2 separate regions of the Homo sapiens genome follow, and region 2 is linked to region 1. Evidence: chromatin loops called from intact Hi-C (ENCODE). Cell type or tissue: heart right ventricle. All regions are shown on one strand. Links, peaks and the distances in the headings refer to the core of each region. The heading gives the core; the rest is flanking DNA.

Region 1 (5,383 bases), core at 384-5,383:
GATATGTATTTCTAGACTTACTATAGTTTATTTGGGTGAATCCAGTTATACTTTTTAACATGCATTATAAATGGCATGCATTTATCTCAATTTGTCTAGTTTTTAAAACACTAAAGAATAATATAATAAAATATATATTAGATAAAAATGTAAGAAAACTTCAGTAAGCCAGATTCCACTAATCAGAAATGTAAGGCATAAAGTAGACTAGGATTTATCTTTTTATCAACGATGATGAAAGATGGCCCAAGGAAATAAATGACATAAACAAGATTAAAGGGGGATGTTTTCTTTTCTTTTCTTTCTTTACAAAAAGCTTCAGCCTTTATTAAACAAAGGAGGAGGTAGGAGACAGATAACGGAACAGGTCAGGACCCCTCCATTCCCCTATACATACGCATAAATACAAACACAGACACACCCGAGTGAATGACAGGGACCATCAGGGGACAGATTGAAGAGCAGAGGGAGACAGCACCCAAGGGGGGATGTTTAATTCAAGAAAACCAATAGCTATTTGGCAATAAATAGATACAGCTTTGGAATTTTCAAATGTTTTTTTCTTCCTAGTCTGACTGTTGGTCAGAGACATCCACTTCACAGAAATAATTCCTGTACTTTCATTTCTTAAAAATTTTTATTTCAGCTTATATCAAGATAACACTGGAAGAGTTACTTTACTGATAAAAGATGTAAACAAGAAAGATGCTGGGTGGTATACTGTGTCAGCAGTTAATGAAGCTGGAGTGACTACATGTAACACAAGATTAGACGTTACGGGTATGTCATACTATTAACCAAAGTATTATAAGGGATTTAACTAGGAAGATTTAATAAGAAATGAAAATCCCAGCAGAGTATAAAATTTGAGATATTTTCCCCATATATAATCAGTTTTGGTTCTTTTTTCTTTTCCTGTCTGATAATAAATACCTAGTGTGACCAATTTGGTTAGAACAGGTTTTCTGAATCAACTTTTATGTGATCTATTTCAGCACGTCCAAACCAAACTCTTCCAGCTCCTAAGCAGTTACGGGTTCGACCAACATTCAGCAAATATTTAGCACTTAATGGGAAAGGTTTGAATGTAAAACAAGCTTTTAACCCAGAAGGAGAATTTCAGCGTTTGGCAGCTCAATCTGGACTCTATGAAAGTGAAGAACTTTAATAACTTTACCAACATTGGAAAACAGCCAACTACACCATTAGTAATATATTTGATTACATTTTTTTGAAATTAATCCATAGCTGTATTAACAGATTATGGTTTTAATTAGGTAATATAGTTAATATATATTTATAATATTATTTATCCTTTGACTCTTGCACATTCTATGTACCCCTCCGATTTGTGAAGCCTACAGGAAATCTGGGTATATGGATTTGTAACTGCAGAAGACTATCTTAAAATACAGGATTTTAACATTTAAGTCATGCACATTTAACAATTACAGGTTATAAATTAGTATCAACTTTTTAAACACATCTAATGCTTGTAATAACGTTTACTGGTACTGCTTTCTAAATACTGTTTTACCCGTTTTCTCTTGTAGGAATACTAACATGGTATAGATTATCTGAGTGTTCCACAGTTGTATGTCAAAAGAAAATAAAATTCAAATATTTAAAACGGACTGTCTCCTCTTCACAAAAGTCTAGATCTGTAAAATAAAACTCCACTCAGCAAAACCTATGAATAACAAGTTCCAAAAGAGCAATGTTATATTCTAGAACAGTGTGAAGCTCACTTACAGCTCAGCCAATTCCTCTAGAAACTAAGCTAGACTTGCCATGGTTTGCACTTCAAAGGCAATCACAAGAACTTAAATCATGACTGAATCTACTGAATTTGTGATTTTGTTTTAACCAAACAGGTTTCTAATTCTTCAGGATTTTTCAGTCTGTTATGCTCAAAGGAATAAGAATAGTCTCTAGAGATTACCTGCTTAATTCTCATAGTTAATGTAAATTTGACAGCCCGGTAGTCCCAGCTGCTGGGAGAGGTTGAGCTGGGGATCCCTTAAGATCAGGAGTTTGAGGCCAGACTGGGAAATATAGCGAGACTCCATCTCTAAAAAAAAAAAAATTATGTAAATTTGATTACCTATATATGGGTGTTTTTCCTCTAATAATTTCAATTTCAGATAATCTGTTACTTTAGAAAGCATAATTTTGTGAACAGCTGAGAGTCCCAGTACAGGAAAGCCCAAATCCTTTTGTTAAAACTATTCTAAAGCTTTTTTTCCTCTCGGGCTTCTAGTTCACTGGCTGTCAGCCTTTTGCGAGGCCTCTCCTGTTCCTCTCATCGATGGTAGTTTTTGACCCTCACTACTGTGTGGCCGTTTTGCTTTTTATCTACACATAAAACAGCATTTATCGACAGCAGTCTACATCTCTTTCAGGGAAATAACAAAAGTGGCTTTATCTTTTACTTTCAAAACTGGTTAGTGGTTTTCTTTGCAGGTTTCCCTGGGGCCTTTGGACTGGATTCCATTTTATTTTCCTTTTTATCAACACGAGAATCCGTCCTGGTCTTACATCCTGGAGGGCTTTTGGCTGCCTTAATTTACAGCCAAATTAGTTTGGCCTTTTCTATAGCTGGTTTACCAACCTTCTCATCTTTGCAAAGCTTCTGGGTCAGATGTGGGTCTGGGCCCCAGGACTCCTGTGTCGGCCTGACCTTTCACATAATCACTGCAGAGTTTTTCATCTATTTTTACATCACGGGGGCAGGGGAGTGGAAGCTACTTCCAGCAACAGCTCTCGGTTAATAACCAGTTTCTGCAAGTAGCAGCAGCAGCAGCAGCGTAGGGTCACGGTTAGGAATTTGGGCTTGGGCATCCAAGACTTGGCCCCAACTTCCAGTGAATTACTTCATTTCTCAGCTTCTCGGTTTCTTCAGGCCTAAAATGAGGACAAAAATACCTACCTTTCACGGAGGTGGATGTGGAGACTAACAAGGCGATAAATGTTAAAGGTATTCGAGAGAGAGAAGCCCGTGATAATGAATGACTACGATTTTTAAGCCCACAGCCAGGTTATTCCCAGAAGTTGGCCCTCCGCACCAGACCCCAGCAGCCCGCAGCCCGCCTCGGGCGAAAGGCCTCCCGGGCTCCTGCGGCGCAGCCGCGCTGACGACTTGTCGAGTAGCTCGCCGCCCTGGAGGAGCTGGGGGCTCGCGCAGGCGTCAGAGCCGGGCAGCGCGCGCCGCAAGACTAGCGCGCAAGCGCCGCGGCCTCAGGCGAACGAACGGGCGGTGTAGTGCAGGTCCGCCATGGCTGAGGCGTCACGGTGGCACCGAGGCGGTGAGGGGTCCTCTTAAGGAGTGGGAGGGACAGGGGCGATTTGGCAGTTCCAGACACCCTGAAAGGAACTCTGCGGCCCCAAATTCGTTTGAGAGATGTGACTGCCGACACCTTTAGCCCTCACAGCCTCCCCTGGGGAAGCGGAGAGGGACAGATGGTCCCATTGCACAGACGGGAAAACTGAAGCCCTGAGCGAGGTGGCGCTCGCCTCTTGCCGGAGGCTCGAGCTGGGCGTTGTCACCTGTCGAGTGACCGTCGCTAGGCCGGTCTCTAAAGTCCTTGGTTGATCTGGGGAGTCGTGACCTTGACAGAATTCAAGCCGAGGTGTTTTTCCCCTGTCCAGCAGAAACCAGCCTTCCCAAGAAGCTGTATTGAGGGTGGAGAAAACGGTTAGGACAGATGAGAGGTTTTACTTGTTTCGTATTTTGCTTTTTCATCTTAAGACTGGCGAGAAGACATCATGATATAAAATCTGTTAGTGGCCGGGCGCAGTGGCTCAAGCCTGTAATCCCAACACTTTGGGAGGCCGAGGCGGGCGGATCACAAGGTCAAGAGATCGAGACCATCCTGGCCAACATGGTGAAACCCCATCTCTACTAAAAATACGAAAATTAGCTGGGTGTGGTGGCGCGCGCCTGTAGTCCCAGCTACTCGGGAGGCTGAGGCAGGAGAATCGCTTGAACCGGGGAGGCGGAGGCTGCAGTGAGACGAGATCGCGTCACTGAACTCCAGCCTGGCGACAGAGCTAGACTCCGTCTCAAAAAAAAAATCTGTTATTAATAGTATATAGTAAAAAAATTATCCCTGCCTCGTAAAACTAAGAATTGAAAAATAGCCAGAAGCTATTGGAGCTTTCCTCCCCGCAGTGTAAGGACTAAAAGTGGCTGTGGTTTTTCCATTGTTGTCACTTATAAATTACATAATAATGTAAAGAAAAATTTTGTCTTATATCTCACAGGGGCTTCGAAACATAAGTTGCATTACAGAAAGGAAGTAGAAATTACAACCACACTTCAGGAATTGTTACTCTACTTTATTTTTTTAATAAACCTATGTATATGTAAGTACACAGATATAAAGATGCTGTTTGTTTGAACTAAGAAGTTAAAATGTGGAGATGAAAAATAAAACATACAAACTTCAAAACCACAGGCTGTCAGGCTACTAAAACTCAAAATACAGTGACACGTTTAAACATAATCTTAAATTCATTTAGATTCATTTCATTTAGAAATTGACTATTTTCAGTTCTTAAGGGGCAAAATTTTACATCGCAAATGTAAGAAGCTTCCATAGTCAATACTGACTGAATTAGAATTATTCCTTTCATTTGGCAGTTCTGTCTTGAGCATAATTCATCCCTTGGGTTGGCAACTGCAATTTGATTTTGTTTAGAGTCATATAGACACATCAGCTGAGTTTCATAAATCAAAGTACAAATGAGGCCAAAGTTCATCTTGGTGTCTGCCATTAGCTTGGTTCTTTTCACTGACCTATTGCAGTTAAAAAAATAGTTTGTGCTGAGTCAATGCAAATAATTAAGGAGGACTGGGAAAACATCTCAACCTGCATTCCTCCTACCTGTGGGTCAATAGCATTGGCTTAATATGCAAAGAGGAGTATTAAAGAGCATTTGTCGATGGCACCCAACATAACAGTAGATGAAAGCTCACTGGCAGTATTGTCTCATGTTGGTATGTGCTACACACTGGCAATTGTATAGCAATTAAGTAATTAATTGGTGTTGTAGGGGTGAGTTTGAGTCTGCTCTTGATTGAAAAGACAACTATAAAATTAGCCAGGTGTGGTGGCACACCCCTGTAGTCCTAGCTACTGAGAAGGCTGAGGTGGAGGATTGCTTGAGCACAGGAGGTCGAGGCTGCAGTGAACTGTGATTGCAACGACTGCACTTCAGCCTGGGTGACAGGCTGAGACCCTGTCCCAAGGAAAAAAAAAAAAAAGATAACTGTAGGCAACTTTATAAATTAAGATATCTTAGACTGCTTTATAAAAGCTTGGTTATGAAAACTACATGCTTACTACAGAACATTTGGAAAATGTAAAAATGTAAGTAAAAA
Region 2 (5,383 bases), core at 135-5,134, 64 kb after region 1:
GGGAGATACAGAAGAAAACAAAACAGACATGGTTCCTGTTCTTGTGGAGCATATATTCAGAGAAGGAAAACAATAACCAAATACTCAGATTAGTAAAATAACTTTAAAGAATGCTATGATCTATAGGTAAAACAGGGTAGAGTCACAGCGCTAAAAGGAGTATAATTTGTGGAGGAACAACTACATTGGACGGGATTGACAAAGAAGACCTCTCTGAATAGTATCATCCTGGTAGAATACGGAATAAGGAGCTTGTCTAGCACAAAGGATTTAGTGGAAGGGCATCTGTCCCCAGTGAGGCAATAGCCAGTGTGAAGGTCCTAAAGCTTGGCAAGTTTGAGGAACAGAAAAGAGATGAAAGTGATAAAATCGGCCAAGGGCAGACTGTGCAAGGCCTTGAAAACCACAGTAAGGAGTTTTGACTTTATTCTAGGTGGAAGCCCACTGAAGGGCTTGAAAAAGAAAGTAGTAAGACTATTTATTTTTCTTTTTGAGACAGGGTCTTGCCCTGTCACCCTGGCTGGAGTACAGTGGCACAAACATGGCTCACTGCAGCCTTGACCTCCTAGGCCTAAGTGGTCCTCCTGCCTCAGCCTCCAGAGTAGCTGGGACCCAGGCTAACATGACTTTTTTAAAGATAATTCTGACTACCATGCAGCAGACGGACTACAGAGCAGTAAAAGTGAAAGAAAATGGGAAAATTAGGAGGCCAATGCTAGACAATTTAATGGTATCAACTACTAATAAAATCAAGGTAATAATTTTCACTGATGACTGGAAATTGGCATTAAACAAGGAAATCTTTAACAGAAGTATAGGGGAAAATTAAGTGATACTCTAAAGAGGAGTTAAGAGACATTATCTTGGCCGGGTGAGGTGGCTCACGCCTGTAATCCCAGCACTGTGGGAGGCCAAGGCAGACAGATGGCTTGAGCCCAGGAGTTTTGAGACCAGCCTGGGCAACATGGTGCAATGCCATCTCTACTAAGAATACAAAAAAATTAGCTGGGCATGGTGGCATGTGCCTGTAGTCCCAGCTACTCGGGATGCTGAGGTGGGAGGATCGCTTCAGCCCGGGAGGTGGAAGCTGCAATGAGCTAAGATCGTGCCACTGCACTCCAGGGCAACAGAGTAAAACCCTGTCTCAAACAAAAAAAAAAAAAAAAAAAAAAAAGGAGAGAGAGAGAGGCAAACATTATCTTAACCACAAGAATATAAACTCCATGACAGCAGGGACTCTGTCTGTCTTGTTCACTGCTATATCCCTAGTTGTCTACAAAGTATTTAGTACCTCAGAAATACTTAACACTTTACTGGGCTGGGCACGGTGGCTCATACTTGTAATCCCCACACTTTGCAAGACCGAGGTGGGAGAACTGCTGAAGGCCAGAAGTTTGAGACCAATCCAGGCACAAAGCAAGACCCCAACTCTATACAAAATTTTAAAAAATTACCTGGGTGTGGCAGTGCATGTCTGTAGTCCTAGCTACTCTTGAGGCTGAGGTGGAAGGATCACTTGAGCTCACCAGTTCAAGGCTGCAGTGAGCCATGACCATGCTACCACACTTCAACCTCGATGACAGAGCAAGATTCTGTCTCAAAAAAATAAAAAATATATATTTTTTTATTTTTATAGGCCAGGTGCAGTGGCTCACACCTATAATCCCAGCACTTTGGGAGGCTGAGGCAGGGGGATCGCTTGAGCCCAAGAGTTCGAGACCAGCCTGGGCAACATGGCAAAACCCCATCCCTACTAAAATTACAAAAATTAGCTGGGCTTGGTGGCGTGCACCTGTAATCCCAGCTACTCGGGAGGCTAAGGCACAAGAATCACTTGAACCCAGGAGGCAGAGGTTGCAGTGAGCTGAGATGGCGTCACTGAATTCCAGCCTGGACAACAGAGTGAGACTCTGTCTCGAAAAAATTAGAAATAAAAATAAAAATAAAAACTTTATTGAGTAAATTTAAACCAAAGTGATGCTCCAGATAATAAACCCCTATTTTGCATAATTTTTAAAGTAATAATTATTAAAACACATACTCACTAAACATCCACAAACTAAATATACTTCAACAATTACTATACTGGTTTGACACCCAGAAATGCAATGCCTAGTTTATCATTCAAGAGTTACAATTTAGTCTTTGTGGTATAAACGAGTCACTGTGATTAGACATTCTTAGTCTTAGATGAAAATACCTACCAAAAAATCTTAATGAAATATCCAACAAAACTCAAAGCTGCTTAATATCTGAAATATATTTTAGATAAACTTTATAACATCAGTTCACTTATTAATATACAATCTCAGGTATCTTTCAAAAAGATATTACTAATAAAAACACAAAAAAGACATTTAAAATATAATACAGAACTACAGTACTGTACTATAACACAGTACTACAGTATGCAATTTTGACCCTAATAAAACAAAAAAAGGTAACTTTTATTTTTGTCAAACAGTGCCCAAGATTTAAAATTATCAAAAGTTGTATTTGTGATTCTCAGACATTAATATAAAAAAATTTTTAAAATGCAAATATATTACAAAATGGCACATAATATACCTTTAATTTGCTTCCGCAGTTTTGTAAGCTCTGTCATCCATTTTAATACCTTTGGATTGGCAGCAATATCACTGTAGGAGGGCTGAAAAATTATGGAGCAGAATCACTGACACTTGTGATAAGCAATAGTTACATTAATTTATGTCCAAATAGTATTTTACAATTCCCACAGCAAAGACTGCTCAATTCTCATTTCATCTTATTTTAATTAGATAGGGCAGGATATTAAGTCAAGTTCTCCCAAGGTAAGGTCTCGTAACTGGCAGAAGCCAGATTTGAATATGGGTCTTCTGACTCCAAGTACAGGACTCTTTCCACTTCATATGTTCTAACTATTAAAATTCTCTTTCCCCTCCTCCACTCCATCCCTCACAAACTCCCTCTCCTCCCCACTTGGTACTTGTAGTTTTTGATAGAGCAGAAATAGCAGTAACATGATTTGTCAATGTAAAGTATTTGCTTTAAAAATTCTAAAAGCTGCTTTGCCAGTGGAAATATAAAGATGCCACGGTGCAAATGGCAAGAATACTGGCCTGGAAGTCAGGAGACCAAGGAGTTATATAATCTCAGATCTACATGATCACTGTTCCTCCGGGTATCTCAGATTTGTTACCTTTCTCACACAGATCTAAACTAATGCTTTTGAAAAACTATCCTCTCAGTTCTAATATTAGATTAAGCTCACTCTGGGGAATGCTACAAACCTACCTTGCTATTTCTTTCCCTTTCAAACTGTTCCTCAAATTGTCTGATTTTCTTCTGAAGTTTCTTGACCAGCTGATAAGGTGTTCTGTCCTCTCTCTTTTCATCTTTTGAACTAAAGGATGATCTTCGAATTCTGAATTAAAACAAAAGGCCAACACTGTTAAATTTTCAAGTACCAACACTGTATCTCTTATTGCCCTGACATGGCACTATTAGCAATAAGTAAATCTTAAAGGTAAAAATAAGTCCCTAACACTAAAGGACAGGTAGTATAAAGAAACACTGTAATGTTACAGACCACAAATTTAGCTAATACAAGTGGTGATGAAAACAGTTTGGAATCATTTAAAACTGGTTTGGACAAAGGCAGCAAAGAAACAAAGATACCTAGCAGCTCAGAGCTCTTGTAACTGTTCAAACTGCATAACAAAGTTTTTGACATTCAGATCCATTTAAAGCTTTGATAAAAAAAGATTAGGAACTGCTCAGCACCATTTGCTGCTTCCTTTACAGAGCTCTGTATTTCAGCGATGAATACATAAATAAATGAATAATACACCACGAGAAAATGTCTATTTGAGAGCAAACTTCAAACGCTACACCTCACTGAACTCAGCAGGGTCAAAAAAAACCAAAACTTACAAAAATGTGCTCTATAAAATCAGTGAGAAAGCTCTGAATTCTATGTCTAGAAGACTCAATCTCTCTCTTTTTTTTTTTTTTTTTTTGAGATGGAGTTTCACTATTGAAGCCCAGGCTGGAAGACTAAATCTCTCAAAAGACTTGGGTACATAATAGGAATTGCCTCTTGTAAGTACATAAAAATCATATACCTAGTAAAAGACAGTGCTTTAGATGAGGAATCCAACTTTTCTGGATCATGTAGGAAACGCTGGCTTTGACCAAAATCTAAACTGCGGTGTGATAATACTGGAGGACAGTCCTCTTCCAAGGGGTGATGATTCATTCTTCCAGCTTGTGGAGACAGCTGAGCTTCTCCAGACTCAGAGTCCTCCTGCCAAGACTTAAAAGCAGGAAATGGCTCTATAAAACAAACACAAAGAATAGTACCATGGGTCTCTTGATTCCACGTGGGAAAAAAGTCACAAAATATCAGCTATGTGTTCCTTAAATCATATCATTATGTAGTGGTTCATATATACATACACACATACACACACACACACACACATACATGTGTGTGTGTATATATATATATATATAATCTTCATAAAGCCTACTATAGTTTAAAATTATTCAAGCTTCACTTTTTAGTCCAGAGTTCAATTTTTTTTTTTTGAGATAAGGTCTCGCTCTGCTGCCCAGGCTCTGGAATTCAGTGTCATGATGGTGGCTCACTGCAGCCTCGACCTTCTAGGCTCAAGCAATCCTCCCACCTTAGCCTCCCGAGTAGCTGGGACTACAGGCGCTTGCCACTACGCCTGACTAATTTTCTTTTTTTTGTTGTTGGTAGAGACGAGGTCTCACTATGTTGGCCAGGCTGGTCTTGAACTGCTAGGCTCAAGTGATCCTCCCATCTCAGCCTCTCAGTGTGCAGGGATTACAGGCATGAGCCACTGTGCCCAGCCCAGAGTTCTATTTCCATATAAATTTAAATTTCTGAACCCAGTGGCAAAGCAAGAAAGGACATTGTCAAGCTCTTTAAAACTCAATTTAATTCTAAAGATGTTATTTAATATAATTCTGAACTTTTCAAAAGATGTTTTATTTACAAATGTTAGTTTTCAAGTAGGGGAAAACCAGAAACAGCAAGAACTGAACAGTTCTTTCTTAGAAATTTAATTTAAAAGCCAAATGATGTCAGGTGTATGACCTGTCCCTCACTGTCAAATAGCTATATTAAGAAAAAGTGGGAGCTGTTCCCCATGTTACATGGAACACTCACCAAATGGAGTTCTCTGACTTTAGAAGAATTCTAATATTCCCAAAGGAGGAGCTAATTCACCTGACAGCACCTGGCCTCTAACATTAAACTGTGATGGTTATCTTCTGCTACAGGATTCCTATGTATAATATATATTTTAATAATACCCAACAGTGTTACTAAGACAAAACTTAATAGCACTAGGCCTTCTTAAGCACATTTACT

Evidence for each region. A loop is a pair of places that touch in the nucleus more often than their neighbours do. Peaks named below come from ENCODE experiments on the same cell type or tissue, not always from the same donor. Only the 100,000 strongest peaks of a DNase experiment are listed, where the experiment ranks them.
Region 2: it touches region 1 in a loop (2.3-fold over the local background); 3 of 110 quality-filtered maps call a loop at or near these places.

The regions. Positions count from the first base shown.
Region 1 is chr5:137,886,218-137,891,600 of GRCh38, forward strand. It overlaps MYOT (myotilin), which reads left to right. Exons shown (of 10, transcript NM_006790.3): 9 at 647-780; 10 at 996-1,634. The coding sequence ends at 1,168. PKD2L2 (polycystin 2 like 2, transient receptor potential cation channel) reads left to right here and starts at 3,240. Exons shown (of 15, transcript NM_001300921.2): 1 at 3,240-3,305; 2 at 4,264-4,365. The coding sequence starts at 3,275. PKD2L2-DT (PKD2L2 divergent transcript) reads right to left here and starts at 3,102. Exons shown (of 4, transcript XR_948815.3): 1 at 2,930-3,102; 2 at 1,943-2,071. In heart right ventricle, for the core only: a CTCF peak has its summit at 3,148; DNase peaks (open chromatin) are centred at 2,714 and 3,194; H3K4me3 peaks cover 3,426 bases; H3K27ac peaks cover 4,619 bases.
Region 2 is chr5:137,950,060-137,955,442 of GRCh38, forward strand. FAM13B (family with sequence similarity 13 member B) reads right to left here. Exons shown (of 24, transcript NM_001385994.1): 15 at 4,107-4,317; 16 at 3,277-3,406; 17 at 2,569-2,650. Among named protein-coding and RNA genes, the nearest start is that of PKD2L2, 63 kb to the left of the region's middle. RefSeq lists a silencer at 4,148-4,348. In heart right ventricle, for the core only: no CTCF peak of the experiment used is centred there; no DNase peak of the experiment used is centred there; H3K27ac peaks cover 2,220 bases.